2 separate regions of the Mus musculus genome follow, and region 2 is linked to region 1. The links are chromatin contacts, found by Hi-C or POLR2A ChIA-PET in ENCODE. All regions are on one chromosome and are shown on one strand. The core of a region is the stretch at or near the end of the contact, and the rest is flanking DNA. Distances in the headings are between cores, read along the strand shown. Region 1 holds the start of Map3k6 (mitogen-activated protein kinase kinase kinase 6). Region 2 holds the start of Tmem222 (transmembrane protein 222).

What was found. A loop is a pair of places that touch in the nucleus more often than their neighbours do. ChIA-PET counts read pairs that join two places held with the same protein, here RNA polymerase II (POLR2A).
Region 2: a map of left cerebral cortex shows a loop between it and region 1 (2.5-fold over the local background). The contact joins the promoter of Tmem222 here to the promoter of Map3k6 in region 1. A Hi-C loop is called at or near these places in 3 of 37 maps with a recorded cell type or tissue (adrenal gland, heart and left cerebral cortex). POLR2A ChIA-PET finds 5 or more read pairs at or near these places in 3 of 5 experiments (Patski and embryonic stem cell).

The regions. Positions count from the first base shown.
Region 1 is chr4:133,239,291-133,242,681 of GRCm38, reverse strand. Map3k6 (mitogen-activated protein kinase kinase kinase 6) reads right to left here and starts at 1,864. Exons shown (of 29, transcript NM_016693.5): 1 at 1,251-1,864. The coding sequence starts at 1,593.
Region 2 is chr4:133,276,163-133,279,553 of GRCm38, reverse strand. It overlaps Tmem222 (transmembrane protein 222), which reads left to right and starts at 1,764. Exons shown (of 6, transcript NM_025667.3): 1 at 1,764-2,023. The coding sequence starts at 1,830.

The DNA of each region.
Region 1 (3,391 bases), core at 615-3,114:
TTTCACAGTACTCTTATTGGTGGTGTTACAGGAGATGCCCAGGGACCTTCATCCCACTGAGCACTTCCAGGTTATGTAGGAGACAGGAACTTTGCAAAAAGAAGTCCCATTCTCTCTCTCTTTCTCTGTCTCTCTCTCTCTCCTCTCTCTCTTGTTTTATTTATATGTATGTGTGTGTTGGTGTGAGTGTATGATAGAAAGCGGCATCAGGATCCTCTGGAGATAAAGTTACAGGTGGTTGTGAGCATGCACACCCCGTGTGCATGCTGGGAACCTCGGGTCCTCGGGAAGAGCAGCAAGTGCTCTTAACCTCAGCGCCATCTCTCCAGTCTTGAAGCCAGGGTCCTGAGGGTGATCTGCATCATCGTGTGTGAAGACAACGTCGTGCTTTTATGTGTGTTTGTGTAGCTTACTGTATCCAGCCATCTTTAAGTGACAATGTCCGCAAGGGAGGGACTGTATGAGTCAACGCAGATGATTCCACTTTATCTGTGGTCTGACCGGGTCAGCCTTCATTTTTAAGCTACAATTTAGCAGATGTCCAGGATACAAGGCTCTCTGACTCGGAGATAAACAAATAGGGATGAGGTGGAGCATCCGGTAGGTGGGAAAGAGAGGAATAGCTATCTTCCGACCTCACCCTTGGACTCCCTGTATCTCCTCTAGACCCACCCCTGCCCCACCCATTTTCTTTCGACTCCTAGTCTCCAAATACAATCCCTTTCTCCTATAATCCAGTCCCGAAGAGTTGCCTCAGTACTTCCTTTCCCGCCCCTTTAGTCCCATGTGGGATGTAGTATGCTAGGACTTATCAACCCCAATCCTGCAGAGATGGCCCCTTGCCATAGACCGAACTTCCGTCTCAGGCCTGATTCACCCTCAAAAGTCCAACGTGAGATCATCCTGAAAAAGAGTTCTCCCGCTTACGCAGGGAAGCGCAGCTCTGCCCCTCCCTCAGCCCCGCCCCTCCCCAGCCCCGCCCTTAGAGTTCGCCTGCTCCGCCCCACCTGCTTGGCACCACGCTCACCGAAAGATACTTAAACTCCGGAGCCAGGCCTGAATCCCCAGATCCAGCCTCAAGCCCATCACATCCATAATCCACTAAATGCCCTGTCGTTACTGCCTTGTCTCAAGTTCGGCTTTAGTTTACCGTAAATTCCCTAGACCTGGTACCCACACCCGCCCCGTCAGGGTTCTAAAGCTCCGCCCCTTGCCCCGCCCAGACTCAAGCCCCGCCCCGAGACGCTCACCCGCGTTGTAGAAGGAGTCCAGCGCAGCGGTGTCGCCTAGCGCCAGCGTCGCAAAGGGTAGGCTGCGTAGCTGCGGGGGTGGCCGTGTGCCCTGGAGCTGAGCGCAGGCCTCGCGCAGGCATCGCAACGGCAGCGGCTCTGCCTCGGTTCCCGACCCGGGCTCCACCCCGAGCCCCGGCTCCCGGGTCAGCACGTAGACCACACTGAGAGGCCGGCTCCGCGCGCAGCCCCGACCCGTGACCGCAGGAGACGAGCGGCCCCGGCTCAGCGCCTCCGCCAGCGGGTCCTGCCAGCAGCTGCCCGCCCGTTCTAGAACCCCGGCCCCAGGACATGGCCCCGCCATGCGGGGGCGCTCAAGCGCGGGGCCCCGGGCGCGGGGAACCCGGGACAGGGCACGAGGCTGAAGGTGTGGATCCAGTCGGGATCCGGAGATGGGCTGGACGTCCTGTTCCGGAACTCTTAAGTCCAGAAAGACTTCTTTGCTCAATCTTTCACGGTCCTTACAGATCTGCAATCCAGGACTGGGTTCTGGGAATCTGGGGTACCCAGTAATCCTCGGCTCACAGGTCACAGAAGAGTCCTGGGAAGTCAACCGGCAGCGTGCTACACCCAGACTTCTCAAGGGAGCGCTGGCAGTCACTCTGTCCTGCCCTCACATGTAGGCTGGGCCCAGCCCTTTCCCGACTGGGAAAGGCTCCACCCTCGGCCCTGGGGCAATGAGGCTCCCCAGCGGCTCTCCCTCCCTCCTCTCCGGCTAGAACCTCTGACACTGTCCACTTCCGGAACAGCCTGTGCCCCTATTCGGGCCAAACACTGTTGACTGCTTACTGCAAGCGCTCGTAAGACGTGTGCCCAGCCCAGGGATAGGAAACAGGACAGCCCCGCCCTGCAGGGACCTGGTAAATGAATGGACACTGGGCGGGGGAAGGACGGGGGAGCAAAACATTGTGTAGGCGGCACATGTAATGTTCCTGCTGGTAGGGGTCAGAATGTTGACAAGCGCTTTCCTCAGAGCCTCTCTTGCAGTGAAACCTTGTGGACCTTATTGGTCCACCCGAAACTTGACCATGGAGCTGAAAAGCACTTCTACGGTAAACTTCCTATCTACCCTTTGAAGGAACTCCAGAAGTCTCCGCTTTTTGGGTTACAAGGTTATCCCGGCTTCAAATTCACCAAGAAGCTTTAACATCATAGTATGAATCTAAGTTGCTATAAACCTTAGAGGGCCCTGAACTTAGAAATGAGACTTTGAGACTCTGAGGTTAGGGCCATGTTTCATAATCGTTTATTATGGTAGGGCTTGGGCATGAGAGACAGCACAGCTGTAAAGACCACTTGCTGCTCTTTCAGAGGGCCCTGGTTTGGTTCCCAGCACCCACATGGTGGCTCACCATCATCTGTAACTGTAGGCCCAGGGGAGTCCTGGCACTCTCCTGACCTGCATAGGCGCCCAGCACATACATGGTGCACATATATAATTACAGGCAAAAGATGCACATGAAATAAAACTAAAACTTTATAAAAATAATATGTTGGGGCTTTGGACAAATGGACCTTTCAACAAACGGTAGGAAGCCTCTGTTTCACAGCCTTCTTGTCTCATGGAAGGAAAAAAATATATCTTCCTAGGTTTGAACCAATGGGATAGACGAGCAATAGAAAGGGAGAATGTGGCCCATTACAGAGGTTTGGGTAGAAAACACACTTACAAGAAACAAATGGGAACCAAGTGGTGGTGGCACATGTCTTTAAGCCCAGCACTCAGGAGGCAGAGGCAGGTGAATCTCTGAGTTCAAGGCCAACCTGGTCTACAGAGTTTCCAGGACAGCCAGGGCTGCTGAGTGAAACCCTGTCTCATAAAATCAACCAACCAACCAAACAGCAAACAAAGAGTGAGAGAAAGCTGTCCTCAGATGCATCCACTTTGGGCTTGGGGGCCCAGGAGGATTGCGAGTGGGTGGTTGAATCTCTCACCTCACTGCCCCCTAGCATTTCTTGCATCCTTCTAGGATCTGAAGCCCGGAGAAGTCCTACCCATTCGTCTTCCTGATTAGAAGTTCTTCCTTGAATGGAACTGAAGCTTGTGTCCCTGCCCTGTTTTCTATAGGTTTTCTCCTGAGTAAGAAAAGATTTGTAAAGTG
Region 2 (3,391 bases), core at 515-3,014, 37 kb before region 1:
GAGGGTCTGCTCTGCTCTGCAGTAGTAGCAACTGCACTACCTGATGTATGATGTAGTCAAGACCTTTGGATTTTCCACAGTACAGATTTTTTTCTTTTTCTTTTTTTTTTTATTTATTACGTATTTTCCTCAATTACATTTCCAATGCTATCCCAAAAGTCCCCTATACCCTCCCCCCCAGATTTTTTTCTTTTTTAATGCATTTAAGTATCAGGATCGCCGGGTATGGTGGCCCACACCTTTAATCCCAGCACTTGGGAGGCATGGGAGGCAGAGGCAGGGCGAATTTCTGAGTTCGAGGCCAGCCTGGTCTACAGAGTGAGTTCCAGGACAGCCAGGGCTACACAGAAACTCTGTCTCGAAAAACCAACCAACCAACCAAAAACAAAAACAAACAAAAAAAAATTATCAGGACCGCAGGCTTTTGGCAAGTTACTATTAAAGGAGACTCATTTCATGGAAGCAAACCTTCTCAAAAGCATAGCTTTTGCCTTCCCTAAACATTTGTCCACACCTTCTGTTGGCTAATAGTCTTAGGTGATGAGGAATTGAATCTAGCTGTACTAAGCCATAGCTTCTAGCCAGAATGAAGTGCTTAGCCCCTATCTGACAGGTCTGCTTCACCTGCAGAAACAATATGCCTGAGTATGGAAAACAACCCCCACTCTGGTCCCAGTCAAACCATACACACACACACACACACACACAAAGAGGAGCTGTAACATATATATATCTCCTCCAGCCCGCTGTTCCAATAAAACAGTCTCAGTCTCAGCCTGTTGAAACAATCTGTTTGCCTTTCTGCCTCATTTTTCTTACACCTTCCTATAGCCTGGTTCCCTTCTTGTCTTCCAAACCCATCCCACCCACTCCTCACCGCATAACATTCCACTTCCATGTCTCTCTGATTATCCCTCTGAAAAATCAAAAGATTCCAAGACTGGAGCCTGGCCACTTTGTGTTCTTGAGTGTGATCTTAGACAAGTGCTAACTGCCGAGTTTTCTATAAAGCAAAAAAGGACCTGGCTTAGTGATGTACCCTTTTAAATCCCAGCACTTGGGAGGCAGAGTTAAGAGTTCAATGTCAGCCTGGTCTACATAGTGACAGACAGGGCTACATAGTGAGACCCTGTTTCAAAACAAAAACAAACATGTGCCCCAAAACACGAACAATAAAGAGATTTAGATAAGTCTTGGATGATATTCTCTACTGCACATAGTGACCTCAAGTTTCCTGTCTTGGCACTTCTGCATCCGTGCTCTCCCCAGGCCCAAGGCTGCTCCCTCCCATACACACCAAGTGTACGTGTCTCCCATACACACCAAGATTTTAGTTTGACCTCCCTTTTTACACCATCACGTAACAGACTATTATGTAACTCATGCCACAGACTAAAAAGGACAAAGGAAATCTACAAAGACTTGCGTTTGAATCGTTGCTCACTTCATTTCTAAGAGCCTTTGTCTCTGATTTGTTTTCTGGGGGAAACAACTAAATTTGCACGTCTAATCAGTTTATAGACAGTAGTACCAATGAATATCACATGCTTGGCACCTAAGAAGTGATCAATAAAGAGTGCCTGCACCACGTGCCGGCATGCGGAACCGCGGTTGGTTGTGGGTTCCCGGGGCTCGACTGAGAGCTTCCTGAGGTCCACGGAAATGCTCCGCTACAAACACGGGAAAGAGGCTAAACTAGCCGGGCCCAGAAGGACAAGGCTCCAATTCCCCGGGGGAAGATCGACCGAGAGGACACTCCGCCTCCCGGAAGTGATGACACAGGGGCGAGCGGCGGCGCGGTCGGCCTTCCCGAGCGGGACGCGCGCGGGATGGCGGAAGCGGAAGGGAGTTCTCCGCTTCTGTTACAGCCGCCGCCGCCCCCTCCTCGGATGGCGGAAGTAGAAACGCCGACGGGGGCCGAGACGGACATGAAGCAGTACCACGGGTCCGGTGGCGTTGTCATGGACGTGGAGCGGAGCCGCTTCCCCTACTGCGTGGTGTGGACACCCATCCCGGTGCTCACGTGAGTGTCTTCCGATGTCAGCGCGAAGTCGCCGAGGGCCCGAGCATCCTCCGGGGTGCCATGCTAGCTTTTTTTTCCCCAGACTTGCAGCAACCCGTACTCCGGGCCAGGCTAGCCCCCAGTCCCCTAGAGCTCTCGTCACCTATGAGGTGCGCGGTCCCCTTGGATGTGGGGCATAGTTCCGGCCCTGGTTCCCCCAGGTCTAACTGGAGAGGAGGAGAAGTGTAGATCAGCAGCAAAGATCTGGTCATTAGCACGCCCTTAAGCTGCAGGCGTACAGAAAAGACCCTTAATCATTGTCTGAAGAGGCATCGTCATTCATTCCCCGTTGGTTTTTGTTTTTGTTTTTTCACTCATTGAGCAAACGAGCGCGTACTTGTCGTCTGTTATGCACAAGACGTTTCGCCTTTAGAAACAGAACTGAGTGTTTGATCGAAGCCACACTGGTTCGTGGAATGTCAGCATTGGGAGGTCCGTGCTGGCGTTTTTCCCCCTACATCATTTGAGTTACAAAGCAGTCTCAGCGACCTAGGTATCTGCCTCCCAGTGGAAGAATGCAGCTTACAACCCTCCTACCTTAATCCTAACAGTCTGGACAGTTTACAAGCTTTATTTTCTGTAGTAGAAATCCCCTTCCCCCATGGGGAAGCTGAGTTCCTTTGTAACATCGTCTTGGTCCGTTGACTATCCCAGCAAGAAGATATTCAGAAGCCAGTTAGTTCACTGACTATATATAACTCATCTTTCAGCTGTGGCATCCTACCTCTCACCTGAGGAGGTACTCTTTTCTTTCCTTCTATCAAAATCAGCTACCAGGCACGGGGATCCATACTTTTAACCATAGCACTTGGAGGCAGAGGCAAGCAGATGTCTGTGAGTTGGAGGGCAGCCTGAATTATATGGTAGGAGTTCCAGGCCAGCCAGGCATGTATAGTGAGCCCCAATCTCAAACAAACAAACAAACAGAGCCAAGTTGTGTGGAGAAGGAATATTTTTAGTCTCAAATGTTTCTGATCTTCAAATCATTTTAATCTTTCGATTTTGTATTTATTTATTTTATTGGTTTTGACTGAGACATGAGCTTGATATGTAGCCCTGGCTGGTCTGGTATTTATTTCGTAGCCCAACCTGACTTTGAACCCCTGTTCCCCCTGCCTTCTGTGTTCTGGGACTACAGGTGTATGCCATTTCATCTATCAAATGACCCTAATTTTTAAAGTATGTAAAGCTACTTGGGCCAGGGTGGATGGCTCAGTCAGTAAAAGTGCTTTCTGTGAATAACCTGAGTTTGGATCCTTGTTAACCATGTAAAAAAACCTTCATGCAGCAGTGCATTGCCTGAAGTCCCAGAGCTGAGGAAGTGGAGGT